Regions from separate parts of the Homo sapiens genome. Here region 2 is linked to region 1. Evidence: read pairs that join two places in POLR2A ChIA-PET (ENCODE). Cell type or tissue: A673. All regions are shown on one strand. Links, peaks and the distances in the headings refer to the core of each region. The heading gives the core; the rest is flanking DNA.

Region 1 (8,343 bases), core at 124-8,123:
GATATAATGAAATAAGATAATATTCACTGTTTAAGTACATTATACGATGGGAATTGATTTACTAATCTAGAGTAAAAATTGTGCTTTTGAGTTATGTTGTTATAGCATTGCATAATTTAGTTAGAAAATATAAATACTTATGAATTTTTATTTTCCTTCTTCTAGATATTCAAGAATTTTATGAAGTGACCTTACTGGATAATCCAAAATGTATAGATCGTTCAAAGCCGTCTGAACCAATTCAACCTGTGAATACTTGGGAGATTTCCAGCCTTCCAAGCTCTACTGTGACTTCAGAGACACTGCCAAGCAGCCTTAGCCCTAGTGTAGAGGTGAGATAAAAAATGTGTTCTGAAGCTGTTTTTTGGTGATCAATTTATTTATGTTACTATGTTTCTTTATTTTATTAAAATAATATTTTATACAAGTGGATTTTGTTATGGAAGTATAATTTATAATAGAATAAAGAGAATGGGGTTAAAAATATTTTTGAAAAGCAAAGCTCAGATTCTCTGTTGCCCCTGTTTTAAAATGTTATGAATGTTTGAAGTCTGAAATACTTGATTTAGACTATTAAAAAATTCTTTGCATGATAGACCTCAACAAGGCTTCATCTGTGTGGTAATTAAAATGGAAATGGTACTTTGAAAAGATGGTTTTGCTCTGGTATTCTTTCCTAGAAATAGGATATAGTTTTGTGGTCTGGGCTGCTAAGTTGTACCCATTTACCTCAAGGAATCTCTTCTTTATTGGCTTGAAGGATGGCATTCAAACTCACTAGAGACTGAAGAGTAAACCTGAACATCAGCACTGGTTTCTACATTTTCTGTAAAGTTATTTCTTTGAGTATTCATAACTATCTTAGTAATATACTTTTTTGTGTGTGTTATACTGTTGCCCAGTTGGATATGGTATAGCAGAGGTATGAAGCAGTTTGTAACAAAGATTCTGCCTAAGAAGCATTAGTCATTTGAAAGTGGTTATTTGTCTGAATTTGAATCTAGTCCTTTCTAGTTAGTGTAAGATGGTGCTGTGCCTGGAAAATGCGATGTTTCTGTTTGGTGAATAATAAATCAGGGAAAAGTGGTGGTAGGCCTCAACCAGATAGCACTTTGGTAAAGAAGTTAGATGGCTTCTCAGTTTTAAGTAACAGAACTATAGAATTTTAGAGCAGGAAGAATCGGAGCACATCTGATCCCTTGTCTTCATGTTAAAGATGAGGAAACTGAGATCCATAATAGAATAACTTGACCCACTTTATTTAGCTAGTTTGGGCAATTATACCTTTGAATTTCAGGACTCTTAACACCCAACTCACAGTTCTCTTTATTAATCCTAGACCTTGTATGTTTCTTTTTGATTAGTGTAATGTTTATTGTGTATATCCTTATTTTCTTTACACTTTTTTTCCATCACTTTTTCCAGGATAATTTCCATTTCCATACTCTTTGGGTTAATACATCACTTGCTTTTATAATAGTCTGAGGTCTATTTCAAATGGATTTTTAAAATGTCTTCAGTCAGTCACTGCTGTGGTTTGAATGTGTCCCCTCCAAAATTCAGGTGTTGCCAATGTGAAGATAATGAGAGGTGGGACCTTTAGGAGGTGATTAGGCCATGAGGACTCCTCCATCCTTCATGGGATTAAGGCCCTTATAAAAGAGCCTCCACAGCTTGGGCACGGTGGCTCATGTTTATAATCCCAGCACTTTGGGAGGCCAAGGCGGGTGGATTGCTTGAGGTCAGGAGTTTGAGACCAGCCTGGCCAACATGGTGAAACCACGTCTCACGTCTAAAATACAAAAATTAGCTGAGCATGGTGTCATGCACCTGTAATCCCAGCTACCAGGGAGGCTGAGGCAGGAGAATTGCTTGAACCTGGGAGGCGGAGGTTGCAGCGAGCTGAGACGGCATCACTGCACTCCAGTCTGGGCAACAAGCGAGACTGGCGATAAGCGAGACTCCGTCTCAAAAAAAAAAAAAAAAAAGAGCCTCCACAAAAAGTTTAGCATGTTAGCTTAACTTTTTGCTTTCTGCCATGTTGAGATGTAACAAGAAGGCCCTTACCAGATCAGATACCTGGATCTTGGACTTCCCAGCCTCCAGAATTGTGAGAAATTATTTTCTGTTTTTCATAAATTACCCAGTCTCAGGTATGCAGCTGTAGCAACACAGAAGGGACTAAGACAGTTATTTCACATTTATTGTCTTAGTTCTAGGTTAGAAAATTGCTTATGTAAAAAACATGTTAAACTTTAAGAGAATTGAATTGCTTACTAGTATTTTTTATTGTCCGATTTATGATACCCTTGATTATAAAGCCTCGAATTCTTATACTCGATTTACTTATTTTTATAGGCGATTGTTTAAGTAATGTAACCATTGAAAGTGAATATTTGACATTATTGGTGGAAATGTAAATTATTACAGCCATTATGGAAAACAGTATGCAGGTTTCTCAAAAAAACTAAAAATAGAACTGCCCACCAGCAATCCCATTAGTGGGTATCTGTCCAAGAGAAAGGATATCAGAATATCAAAGGGATACCTGCACCCCCATGTTTATTGCAGCACTATTCACAGTGGCCAAGATATCAAATCAATCTAAATATCTATCAACAGGTGAATGGATAAAGTGTGATACACACACACACACACACACACACACACACAAAATGGACTACTATTCAGCCATAAAAAGAATGAAATCCTGTCATTTGCAGCAACATGGATGGAACTGGAGGTCATTATGTGAAATTAAGCCAGGCACAGAAAGATAAATATCACATGTTCTCATGTGGGAGCTAAAAATGTTGATCTCATGGAGGTAAAGAGTAGAATGATAGTTACCAGAGACTGGGAAGGGTGGGAGAGGGAAAAGATGAAGAGAGGATGGTTAATGAGTTCAAAAATAGTTAGAAGGAATACATTCTACTGTTCAGTAGCACAGTAGGGTGACTACCGTTAACAACAATTTATTGTCTATTTCAGAATGGTTTAGAAGATTTGAAATGTTCCCAACACAAATAAATGATAAATGTTTGAGGTGATGGATATTCTAAATACCCTGATTTGACCATTACACATTGTATGCACGTACCAAATATCGCATGTACCCTATAAATACATACCATTATATATCAATAATAATATTTTTAACTGTAAGTATTCTTTAAGATTGGAAAAGTGGACAGTTTTGTAAGCTGAAAGTTTTTTTCCATATAGATTTCATTCAGGAAGATCAGTAGTGCATTGAATTTCATCAAAAATGGCATTGGTAACACTTCAATTTTTATAAAATGATGAGGCACTCATATCTAGAACGCTATTTGCAGCTCTGGTTTCTACACCTCCTGAAAGATATATTATGAACATGGTAAAGGCACCTCAAGGGAATAGGAGAAAAAGAACTTTCATATTGTGAGCGTCAGATCTTATTAGTTTGGAAAGTAGATGAGAAGAGAATATGGTCACAGAGTGTTGTTTAGCGCATGGCACATGGAAAATGCTGTAGTAATGTTTGAAATCTGTTCATATTCATGAATAGACTCTAAGGGGAACATTGGGATATGTCCATCAAGGCCTAGATGTTTAAAAAGTAGCAAAAACCTGTATATATCAAACTGGAGTGAGCAAAGTCAGTTAGTAGGAAGTACCATCTTATAGAGATGACAGAAAATCCTGACAAATGTTTGTCTGAAAATGTAAATAGTTTTGAAACACACTGATGGATGATATTTATAATGATTTTTTAAAAAACCTGGAATGTTTGGGGATTTAATTGCTACTTTTTGAAGGTGCTATGAGAGAAAGTAAGCATGTTCCCTTTCACCCATCCATTCATGCTTCATTTGGAAAACTTGGCTAAGTGATCATTTGATCTCTTGTTTCATTTGCTACTTTAGACTCTTGGGGCATGATGTTTAGGACTAAAAAGGGACTTAGAGAATCCACTTGCTCAAAACAAATAACTTAAAACTTAAAGTTTATTGTACTATAACTTGAAAAATTTGAAAATCAAAACCATTTTGTCTTAAACAGAATTTAGGTTATACTTGTGTACTAATTCTTGGATATAGTAATCTTTTCCAACAAAATTGCATGCAACATGCCTCTTTGACTTCATGTTTGCTTTTGCAGGACTAAAAAGAGGATTATTTTTGCTAAAAGTAGTTAAGATTGCTCAATTTTCACAAAGCCTTGACTGTTATTCTCTTAAAATGCAAATCTTCATCTTTAAAGCAGCTATCCAGTTTTGTCTTTTTTTTTTTTAAGTTCACTGATCTAATTCTTGCCAGGTCATTTGTCAGTTACTTTGTGACCTTATAACTTTGTTTGTTCTATTTCTTCTGATGTAGTAAATTTAAAGGGACAGGATTAGTATCCCATTTTCTTAAAAAAATTTTTTTTGTATATATTATCTTTTACTTTGAGCATATGTCTAGTGAGATGTTTGGAATAATGTTTGTTTAGTGTTTAATGATTGTTTCAGAGTGATAGGGATTTTTTTCTTTTTTGTACTACTTTTTTTGTTTTTTTAGAAACTGTGTCTCACTCTGTCACCCAGGCTGAAGTGCAGTGGTGCGATCATAGCTCACTGTATCCTCAAAACTTGGGGGCTCCAGGGATCATCCTGCCTCAGCCTACTGAGTAGCTGGGCCTACATGTGTGCACCACCACACCCAGCTAAAATCATTTCTTTTTTTTTTTTTTTTTTTTTTTTTTTTTGGGACAGAGTCTTGCTCTCCCACCGAGGCTAGAGTGCAATGGTACGATCTCGTCTCACTGCAACCTCCACCTCCCAGGTTCAGGTGATTCTTCCACCTCAGCCTCCCGAGTAGCTGGGATTACAGCACCCACCATCATACACGGCTAATTTTTGTATTTTTGTAGAGATGGGGTTTCACCATGTTGGCCAGGCTGGTCTCAAACTCTTGACCTCAGGTGATCCACCTGCCTTGGCCTCCCAAAGTGCTGGGATTACAGGCTTCAGCCACCATGCCCGACCCCAAAACCATTTCTTTAAACAGTTTTTTGAAGACTGGGTCTCACTATGTTGCCTAGGCTAGTCTCAGACTCCTGGTGGTGGTCTCCAGCAGTCCTCCCACCTCAGCCTCCAGAGTAGCTGGGATTACAGGTGTAAGGTACCACACCCGGCTCTCTCTCTTAATTTTAAAAAATAACACATCATTTTTATAAGAACAACTCTATTCTAAAATAAGAGTGAGTTAGTTTTAGAGATTATAAGAAAGGATATAGACTTAAAAAAAAGCAAGAGTAAAGAGTAGGAGGAATTGCCTGATTTAATGGGATATTTCAGTAGAAAAGGGTTGATTTATAAGGAAGGATAGATGACTCTTAAAAAGATGAGGCCAGGCCTGGTGGTTCACACCTGTAATCCTAGCACTTTTGGAGGCCCAGGCAGGTGAATCACCTGAGGTCAGGAGTTCAAGACCAGCCTGAGCAACATGGCAAAACCCCGCCTCTACTAAAAATACAAAAATTAGCCAGGTGTGGTGGTGCGTGCCTGTGGTTCCAGCTGCTTGGGAGGCAGAGACGTGAGAATCGCATGAACCTAGGAAGCGGAGGTTGCCAAAGAACCCAGGAAGGCAAGATCGTACCACTGCACTCCAGCCTGGGTGACAGGGTGAGACTCCCTCTGGAAAAAAAGGCAAGATGAAAGAGTAGGAGGAATTTCCTGATTTAATGGGACATTTCAGTAGAAAAGGATGCACCCTACTCCTAACATCACAATACATTTCAACTAGACTAGAGATTCAAAGGTTAAAAAAAAAAAAACCATAAAAGTAAGATTTTGGGGCTGGGCGCAGTGGCTCATGCCTGTAATTCCAGCACTTTGGGAGGCCAAGCTGGGCAGATCGCTTAAGCTCAGAAGTTCGAAACCAGCCTGGGAAACATGGTGAAACTCCATCTCTACAAAAAATGCAAAAATTAGCTGGGTGTAGTGGCTCCCTCCTGTGGTCCCAGCTACTCAGGAGGCTGAGGTGGGAAGATCGCTTGAGTCCTGGAGGTCAAGGCTGGAGTGAGCCAAGATCGTACCACCGCACTCCAGCCTGGGCGACAGAGCGAGACCCTGTCTCCAAACAAGAAAAAAAAAGTTAAAAATTAAAAAAAATAAAAATTTTGATTTTTAATAAGGAAGGCTTTTCTAACCATGACCAAAAAACACCACAAAAATTAAAAGGTTAAAAATGCTGCTGACTTTATAGAATTTCTTTGTGGACTTTGACTTCAAATTTTGATTGTAGAACTTCTGAATCTTGAAAGATATAATACAAAGATAAATTATATATTAGGATGAAAATTTGTCACATATATGAAAAAGGATTAATTTTAATTTCCAGTCCTTTCAACTTAAGAAACTTCTTATAGAAACTAAGAAAAAGGCCCGTGTTCAATAGGAAACTGACTTAACAGTGTGAGTATTGTAGTTTGAAGAAGAAGAAATAAATGTGGGCCAATAAGCCTATGAAGAAATGCTCAGCCACACTTAAAAATGCAAATTACATTGACAGCAAGGATATTTTTAACAAATTTGATTGTCAGAGATTAAATAAATAGGAGGAAACAGAAGCTCCTGTACAGTTAGTAAGGGAGAATACAGTAGTGCAACTAATTTGAAAGACAACTTTATATTCGTATCGTTTGATCCAGCATATGCTCCAGATTCACCACAGATTATTGAAGGTATTTGTACAGGGATGCTCACTGCAGCCTTAATTAGTAGAAACCAACAAGGGATATAAAAGATTATCGGTAAGAGATCGGATAAACACATTATGGTAGAGCCATTTAATGCAAGATAAAGTAGCAGGCAAAATATATTCTGTGTATCCATTATGTGTTATTAAATGAGTGAAAGCAGGTTACATGTCAGGAGGCATAGTATGACTGTGTGTGAAAAGAAAACCATGAGGTTAGGCATGTCTGGAAGAATATACACATAGTCTGCTTTCAATAGTACTCTTTTAAAATTGATAAATAATTATACATATTTATATGGTGCTTGTGGTATTTTGATACATGCATACCATGTTTAATGATCAAATCAGGGTAATTGGGATATCCATCATCTCAAGCATTTATCATTTCTTTGTGTTGAGAATATTCCAGATTTTCTCTTCTAGCTATTTTGAAATATACAATAAATTGTTGTTACCTATAGTCACCTACTGTGCTATTGAACACTTCTAATTGTATTTTTGTACCCATTAACCAACTTGTCTTCCTCCCCTCCTTCACTGTACCCTTCTCAGCCTCTGATAAACTACCATTCTACTCTCCAACTCCATGGGATCAGCTTTTTAGCTTCCACATATGAGTGACAACATGTGATATTTGCCTTTCTTTGTCTGGCTTATTTCTCATAAGATATCCTTCAGGCTCATCCATGATGCTGCAGATGACAGGACTTCATGCTGTGTTATGGCTAAATAATATTCTATTGTCTATATATGCTACATTTTATTTATCTATTCGTCTGTTGAGGGACACTTAGGCTAATTCCCTATCGTGGCAGTGGTGAATAGTGGTGCGATAAACATGGGCATGTAGATCTCTCTTTGATATACTGGTTTGTTTTCTTTTGGGTGTATACCTCGCAGTGAGAGTGCTGGATTAAATGGTGGTTGAGAAATGACCATGCTGTTTTCCGTAATAGCTGTACTAATTTATATTCCCATCAGCAGTGTACCAGAGTGTCCCTTTCTTTACATCCGTAGCCAGAATCTGTTATTTATGGTCTTTTTGATAATAGCCATATTAAGTGGGGTAAGAGAATATCTTTTTTCTTTTTTTTTTTTTTGAGACAGAGTCTTGCTCTGTCGCCCAGGCTGGGGTGCAGTGGCGTGATCTTTGCTCACTGCAAGCTCCACCTCCCAGGTCCAAGCAATTCTTCTGCCTCAGCCACCTGAGTAGCTGGGACTACAAGTGTGCTCTGCCATGCCCGGCTAATTTTTTAAATATTTTTAGTAGACACAGGGTTTCACTATGCTGGCTGAGCTGGTCTTGAAGTCCTGACCTCGTGATCTGCCTGCCTCGGCCTCCCATGTGCTGGGATTACAGGCGTGAGCCACCGTGCCCAGCTTATTATGGTTTTGATTTCCATTTCCCTGAGTATTATTAGTAATGTTGAACATTTTTTCATATACCAATTAACCATTTGTATGTCTTCTGAGAAATGTCTAATCTGATCATTTGTGCATTTCAAAATCAGATACTTGCTTTTTTGTTGCTCCTTATATATTCTGGTTATTAATACTTGTCAGATAAATTGCAGATATTTTCTCCCATTCTGTAAGTTGTTTCATCACTCTGTTGGTC
Region 2 (8,343 bases), core at 161-8,160, 73 kb after region 1:
TTATGGTTTATTACTTGAAAGGATACAGATTAAAATCAGCCATGGGAGAGATAAAAGTCCAGAAAATTTCCAAATGAGGAGTTTCCATTTGTCTTCTCTGGAGTCATGGATGATGTTAACCCTTCTGGTAACAATGTGTGACAATAAGCACTGAGTATTCCAACCAGGGAAATTCAATCAGGACATTCCAAGGGTTTGGAGGGAGCTAAAAGCAAGGTTAAATTCTTTACTACATAGTCCTATTTAGCTTCATTATTACTCCATTCTGAATTGTTTCTGATTTCCTTCTTGAGTTCTTTGAACCATGAGATTTTTAGAAGTGTGTTGTTTAATGTTCAAATATTAGGAATTTTACTAGATACCTTGTTTCTCAGTTAATTCCATTGTGGTTAGAGAATGGATTGGTTGTGATTTCAATCCTTTTAAATTTGTGACTTGTTTTGTGGCCTAGCATATGGTCTGTATTGGCAAATGTACCATATTCACAGAAGGTGATGTATTTTCTTCAGTTGTTAAGTGTTGTTTATCATAAATGTTAATTAGGTCAAGACAGTTGATACTTTGTTCAATTTGTCTTATATTTGTATAGTTCTATCAGTTGCTAATCAAGGAGTTTAAATCTCTTACTAAAATTGTAGAATTGTCTGTTTCTCCCTTTAGTTTCTGTTGGTTTTGCTTATGTATTTTAAGGCCCTGTTATTAAGTACACACATTTATGGTTCTTATAACTTCCTGGTGAATTAAATTTTTAGCATTTTGAAATCTCTTTTTCTTTAGATAAATACTCTGTCTTGAAGTCTGTTTTATCATATGTTAATATAGGCACTTTAGCTTTCTTATGCTTACAGTTTATATACCTTTTCTTTTCATTCATATGCTTTCACTCTGCCTTTTTTTACGAAGTATATCTCTCGCTTTGCATGAAGTAAGATTCATGCTCAGATTCTCAACATCATTTAGTGGTGGCCCAAGTCATATTTGTTTTAATTTGCCTTTTAAATATGAGAAATCTGATTTTTACTAATTATTAATTAAAATCAGTTAACATACTAAATTACTTCTAGTAATTTTTTTAGTGGATTTGCTTGGATTTTCTAGCTGTGTACCAGTATCTCCTGTAATGATTGTTTTATCAACTCATTAAAATTTTTTTCATTCTAAAGGTAATTTTGTGAATGAATAATACATTCACATGGCTTGAAATTTAAAAGCTGTATGAAGATGAAAAGGTCTCCCTCTTGCCTCTTTCCCCCAGGGGTAAATCTCCTCTCGTCAAGCAACTAAAGTTATCTGTTTCCTATGCATCCTGGTTTCTCCGTATATAAGCAAATATGTGTATTTTCTCTTCCTCTTACTATCCCCCCAACTACCCCCACCCCGCCACACACACAGGAGTGTAGTCTATACTATTCTGGACTTGTTTTCACCACTTAACATTATATTCTGGAGTTTTTTCTATTTCCATACCTGAAGACCTTTCTCATCATTTTATGACTTGTGATATTCTCTTATTTGAATAAGAATGATTTATTTGACAAGTTCATTGTTACTGGATATAGTGATGGATGTTTTTAATTATTTGTTTTACAAACAATACTACAATAAATAACTGCCTACACACTTCGATTGTAAACATGGCAATATTTCTATAGGATAAATTCCTAAAAGTAGAATTATCAGGTCAGAGGTTCTATGTATTCATAATTTTGATAGAAGTTGTGAAATTGTCCTTTTATAGAGGTAGTACCAGTGTACACTCCACAGATTCGTATGAAAGTGCCTGTTTTTCCTATGTCCTCATCAGTATATAGTATGTTATCAAACTTGGATATTTGACAATCTGATAATGTGAGAAGTAGTATATCAGCGTAGCTTTAATTTACATTTATCCTCTTGGGAGTAGTAGATAAACATATTTTTGTATATGTAAGAATTACTTGATTTTTTTTTTTCTCTAAATTGTTTGCTTGTTCTTGTTCCATGCATTAGAGAGAGGGCTGGAGGGTTTTGTATCTTTTTCTTAGGGACTAAGAAGTTTTTAAATGTGTTTGTGAAATTAGTCCTTTGGATTTAAGTTACAATTTTTTTTCGTATTTTTTAACGTTTTGACTTCTAGTCAAATTTATCAGTCTTTTTTTAATGGCTTCTCAGTATTATGTTACAGCTATATAGGTCTTTGTTATAGTTATAAAAGAATTTCTCTAGAAGAATCTTGTGTTATAGTCTCATTTAAAAAAATCTTCAGGATATTTTTGTTGTAGCTACCCATTTTCCCCCTTGCTATTTATTGAATAATCTTTTAACCAATGATATTGGTTGAAGATATAAACTTTATTAAAAATAGTACCAAATTTCTATTTATATGCCGATTTTCATCTTTGTTTCACTAATCTTTCTGTTCTTGTACCAGTAATACCATATATTAATCAAGGTTTTATAATAGATTTTAAAATTTGTTGAAGATTGTGCACACTTACTCCTTATCTATAGACTTTCTTTTTTTCTTGCTGGTTTTTTACAAGAATTTCAGTTACCTCTTCTAATTCCTGCATAAATATTTGAATAAATGAATAAATTTTCTGTTGGCCTTTTTATTGGGATTATGTTAAAGATAAAAGTATAGATAAACTTAGGAAGGAGATGATATCTTTGACTTGATTCTTTCTGCCAAGAACGTGGTCTGTCTTCTTTTCATTTGGTAAAGCCGGACATTTGGATACTTTGGTTTTATTCCTGGGCATTTTATCTTTTTTGTTTCTATTTCAGATATGGCCTTCTATTTCCTTGTACCATCTAATTGCTTATTATTAGTTTAAATCAGAGATTTAACTTTGCGTAAAGTTTGTGTAACTTTGCGTAAAGAGCAGACTTTGCGTGAAGGACAAACTTTGCGTAAAGAGCAAAGAGCAAACTTTGCGTAAAGGACCAGATAGTGAATATTTTAGCCTCTGTGGGCCGTCTGCTTCCCAGCTCCGCCACCGCATCACAGAGGCAGCTAGAAAGCAGCCATACATCATACATGGAAATGAGAATGAGTGTGGCTGTGTTCCACTACAACTTCATTACAAAAACAGGTGGCAGGTCCTACTTGAAAGCAGTCCAACAGAATTTCCAGCATACTTAGTTAAATGAAAGCAATCGATATCTATATATTCATTTTCTACCTGGATACCTAACTGAAATCTTTTATTGTTTATTGTTGGTATATCGTTCTTTATTTTTATTTATTTATTTATTAATTTTTTACATTTCTCTTGGATTTTCTGGATTTACCATCAGGTGATCTGTAAATTGTGGTAATTTTATCCTTGTCCTTCTAATTTTTTTATCTCATAGTTTTTTTTCTTGTATCTCCTGAAAAGTGTTAGCAGTAGTTATAATGATATGCTTATTTCTGACTTTAATGCAAATGATGTGTTTCCCCATTAATCAGATTAATGGTTGACTTTTTGGTGAATAGAAAGATACTATAAATCAAGGCTCATGCCTGTAATCCTAACACTTTGGGAGGCTGAGGCAGGTGTATCGCTTTGAGCTCAGGAGTTCCAGACCAGCCTGCGCAATGTGGTGAAACCCTGTCTCCACAAAAAATACAAAAATTAGCTGGGCATGGTGGCTTGTGCCTGTGGTCCCAGCTACTTGGGAGGCTGAGGCTGGAGGATTTCTTGAGCCTGGGAAGGGGAGGTTGCAGTGAGCCGAGATCACGCCACTGCACTCCAGCCTTGGTAACAGAGTGAGATCCTGTCTCAAAAGAAAAAGAAAATATCTTACATAATTAAGAGTTATTTTTAAAATCAAGAGTATATACTGATTTTTTTAAATGCCATCTTAGAAGAATCCGTAGAAATCATTTGACCCTTTACGTCATGGATTTCTTTGTTTACTTTTCAGGAGCATACTGTAATAGTCAGAATAATGCCCTCCCTGCCTACCCTTCTGCCCCCCTCAAAGATGTCTGTGCCCTATAGATAGCCCCTTGAACCTGTGAATACATGGCAAAAGGAAATTAACGTCACAAATGGAAATAAGGTTTTTAATAAACTGATTTTAAGATAGGGAGATTATCCTAAATTATTTGGGTGGACCCAAAGTTTCCTTGGAAGAAGGAATTGGAAAACAGAATCCGAGAGATGACAGCATGAGAAGGACTTGGCCTGACATTGGTGGCTTTGAAGATGGAGGAAGTGGGCCCCCTGCCAAGCAATGTATATAGACAGTCCCCAGAAACTGGAAAAGGCAAGAAAAGAGATTCTTCTGTAGAGCCTCCTCAGACACATTTTGGACTTCTCAACTACAGAACTACAAAAATGTGGGTTGTTTTAAGCCACTATGTTTGGTAACTTACTATAGCTGCCATAGAAAAGTTTTGTTCTCAGTTTTAGTGAGTATATTTCACCATTAATTGTAATGTCGGTTTTAGTTTGGTTTATAGTAGGAAGCTGTCCAGTTGTACTGTTTTACTCCAAGAGGTGATAGTGGTTGTTTTTCATCATAATGGATGTGTTTGTTGAGTATTTGGTATTCATTAATTTTTTTTCCTTCTGACTTGTTAATGAGGTCAGTTACATGAAATGCTTTTTTGATATTTACCTATTCTGACATTTTTGGAATGTATTCTACTTGGGTTGTAATATTTTGATGTTCTGAGCTCTTTTGCTAATGTTTTGTTTTGGAACTTTGTATTTACATTCATAAGTGAGATTGGTTTCTAGTTTTTTTGTCATTTCTGAGGAATTTTTTTTTAGAATGTTGTCCTTTCTCATGATTATTGTTTCAGGGCTTTATCTCATTCAGTCATGGCCAGTTTTGGAAATTTATATCTTCCTATAAAATCATAACAACACAATTTTGTTCGTATTGTATTTTGCTTCCCCCTTCCTCCCACGCCCTTTCCCTAATCCAGGCTTTACTTCTGGGGGAAGGAGTAAGTCCCAGTATTGGTAAGGTATACCATTTTTCACATGTATAGCTTTATCATATGAAGGTTGAACACATTTTTATTTTTTATTTTTTGGTATGTTCAAGATGGTTTGGTATGTGGAAATCCTATCTTGGTATATGACATTTCCTTCCTTAAAAAGCTTGAATTAGTAATTCTGTTCTTCTTGGCCCTTAACCTTTTGGCGATTGCTGTCAGTGGTTTCGGGGATTTTTAATGCTTTTTTTATTCCAAGCAAGTGAATGAATAGTCATCTTCCTGTATCCACAGGGGATTGGGTTCAGGATACCAAAATCAGTGGATGCTGATGCCCAAGTCATAGAAGACATAGTATTTGCATATAACCCGTGCACATCCTCCTGTATTTTAAATCATCTCTGAATTACTTATAATACCTAATTCTATGTAAATGCTACGTAAATAGTTGTTACACTGCATTGTTCTTTATTTGTATTATTTTTGTTGTATTTTTTTCCCCAAATGTTTTCCATCTGCAGGTGTTTGAATCTGTAGATATGGAACTCACAGATATGGAGAGCTGACTAGTTGGGAGAAATTGTTTAACCACAGGCAATAGTTTAATTGTACCTAAAATCTTCATTCCAGCTCCCAGTTAATGTATATAATAGCTAATTTTATTAACACACTGATGGATGAGGGAAAATCATTCTGTAGTTCCTATCACAAAGTAGCAGGTGTTTTACAAAGAGCATAGTTAACCCCATTTGAAAACAGTTTGTCTGGATGTGGCTCTAAGTTGGTCCTGTAGCAGCTTTTGTCGTGTTCAGGAAAACAAGCAATCTAATATCAATTGTTATAGGATTCTTCTGTTTCTATTCCTGCAGCTTCATATTAAACCGTTGTCAAGAACAAAAAGAATAGTGTTTCGTATGCATTTCTGTATTGTGGTTAGCTCATTTGAAATGTACAAGTAGAAAAATGAAGTCAGTGTAATGTGGAAATCACACTGATTCACATAATTTTTCCTATACATGGGAGCAGACTGAGCAGTGGGAATAAGATTATAATCTTTAGCTGGAGAACAGAAAAGCTCTTGGCTCTTGAGCTACCTGTTGTGAGCAAGGTGTTCTTTGTACTCTATTTAAGTAAGTTAAAGACAAGCACCTACACCGGGGCCTTCTGCCACAGAGAGATTCATTCCTAACCCAGTATGACTCTTTGCATAGGATAGATTTCATTGTCTTCCTTACCCTAAAAGTATCTGTGTTGTTTGGGCCCCCACCAGCCCTATTTTAATTATAGTGTTGTCAGTTTGTGCACTTTTACTGCTTGCTGTGGCTCTTGCCTGCCCGAGCAATACAATTTAATGACTGCTCTTTTTCCCTGACAGAGGCCATTTATTTTAACCTTGAAACCAAGAATATAGTTTTGCTCTTGAAAGGATAATTTTTTAGTGGTTAAAGATTGCAAAAGTGAAAGTGAGGATTTTGGAGAAGAAATGTAGTAAATGTCTGTGGCTTTAAATTAATGTATTTTATTGATCTTAAAATGTACTTTCCTCTACTTTTAACCTGTCTCAAATTTGGAATTATTTGCAATTGATGTACTTCACAATTTATTTGGCAGTGGTTTTTTTTTCTTTTTTGGGGGTAAATATAATTACTGGGGCATCTTATAATTGATGATGTGTACTGGATTCATGAGATACAATATTTGCTATTAGATAAATTTTAGAATTTAAAATATCCTACTTTTGACTTTCAGAAAACCTAGTTTTCGAATGGAGATACTGTAATATTTTGATTTTGGAACTGTTTTTGAAAGTTCATGACACAGACTATGACACAGTTTTCTAAGTATTTTACGAGATGGAGATTTTACAAATTTTACTTACTTTATTTTGAGACAGGGTCTCACTCTGTTGCCTAGGCTGGAGGGCAGTGGTGTGATCATGGCTCACTGCAGCCTCAACCTCCCGGGCTCAAGCAGTTCTCCTACCCTCGGCCTCCCCAGTAGCTGAAACTGTAGGCACACATCACCACATCCAGCTAATTTTTAAAATTTTTTGTAGAGGCAGAGTCTCAAAAATGGTCCTGAACTCCTGGGCTCACCTGATCTTCTTTCCTCAGCCTTCCAAAGTGCTGGGGATTACAGGCATGAGCTCCTGTCCCAGGCCTAAAATTAACATTTCTGTACACAAAATACACATTTTCCCTTCCACTTCACTGTCACTGTTAAGACAAATCTAACAGTGGTTAGACTGCATCGTTCTCTGACACGGACAGCATTCCTCCTTACCCTGCAGACTTATTTAAAGTAATTTTCCCAGATCCCTTTGAGAAAATGGTTAAAGTTGTGAACACTTCTTCAGAAATAATGCTCACATCTCCTTACAATTCTTTTACAGTTTTCTGGTTTGCACTTTTAGGCAATTACACTTCTTGTTTTTGTTTTGTTTTGTTTTTAGCATATTGGTTAGAAACGCTAGAGAAGTGTTGAGTAAGATGATACTGCCTTGATTGCCACTTTAAGAATGCCTGTTTCACCATTAAATATGATTGCTGGTAGATGCTTTAAAAGTTTATTTGTATTTCTGTATTGCTAAGAGTTTTTCTTCTCCTAAAATCAGGAATGGGTTTAAAATTTTGAGATTCTTAGGTGGTTCTTAGAGCGTTCATTGAGATGATCATGGTAAAATACATGAAGACATGAATGTCTTAAAATTGAGCCATCCTTATTGTTGGGATACATTTCACATCATAGTGTTGGATTCAGTTTGCTTTTTTTCCTTCCAAAACATTTGAATTCATATTCAAAATGAGCGTCGTTTCTTGTGTTTTCAGGTTCTATAATCTGGTTGAGAAATTTGGAAGTTTTTTGTCTTCCTCAGGAATGCAGCAATCAGTGTTTCCTTGATAGACTTGAAATGCAGATATAATACAGTTACATTTATTGTTATCACTCGTTTTGTAATTCTTCTCATCTTACATTTGTTATGGTTTTCATGCATTTGTTTTATTTGTATATAATCGTGGGGTACAAGTGCAGGTTTGCTACATTAATAAACTGTATTGTGGTGAAATGAGGGCTTCCAGGGCATCCATCACTAAAGCAATGCACGTGGTACCCACCAGACAGCCTCCTATCATCCACCCCTCCCACCCCTCCACCCCTGCAAGTCTGCATTGTCCATCATTCCACACTCTGCCTCCATGTGTACACATTATTTAGCTCCTGCTTGCAAGTGAGAGCATGCAGTATTTGTCTTTCTGTGTCTGAGTTATTTCACTGAAGTGCTTTGGCTAAGCTATTTGGGCTCTTTTTTGGTTCCATATGAACTTTAGGATTTTTTTTTCTGCTTCTGTGAAAAATGATATTAGTATTTTATTGTAGTATTACATTGAACTTCCAGATTGCTTTGGGCAACGTGGTCATTTTAACTA

Evidence for each region. ChIA-PET counts read pairs that join two places held together with the same protein. Peaks named below come from ENCODE experiments on the same cell type or tissue, not always from the same donor. Only the 100,000 strongest peaks of a DNase experiment are listed, where the experiment ranks them.
Region 2: POLR2A ChIA-PET joins it to region 1 with 13 read pairs; 3 of 35 experiments call an interaction of 5 or more read pairs at or near these places.

What each region holds. Positions count from the first base shown.
Region 1 is chr3:197,274,668-197,283,010 of GRCh38, reverse strand. It overlaps DLG1 (discs large MAGUK scaffold protein 1), which reads left to right. Exons shown (of 25, transcript NM_001366207.1): 4 at 166-332. Among named protein-coding and RNA genes, the nearest start is that of MIR4797, 15 kb to the left of the region's middle. In A673, for the core only: a CTCF peak has its summit at 6,011 (motif pointing left); no DNase peak of the experiment used is centred there; H3K27ac peaks cover 1,017 bases.
Region 2 is chr3:197,201,723-197,210,065 of GRCh38, reverse strand. All of the region lies in intron 4 of DLG1 (discs large MAGUK scaffold protein 1), which reads left to right. Among named protein-coding and RNA genes, the nearest start is that of MIR4797, 88 kb to the left of the region's middle. RefSeq lists an enhancer at 5,819-6,357. In A673, for the core only: no CTCF peak of the experiment used is centred there; no DNase peak of the experiment used is centred there.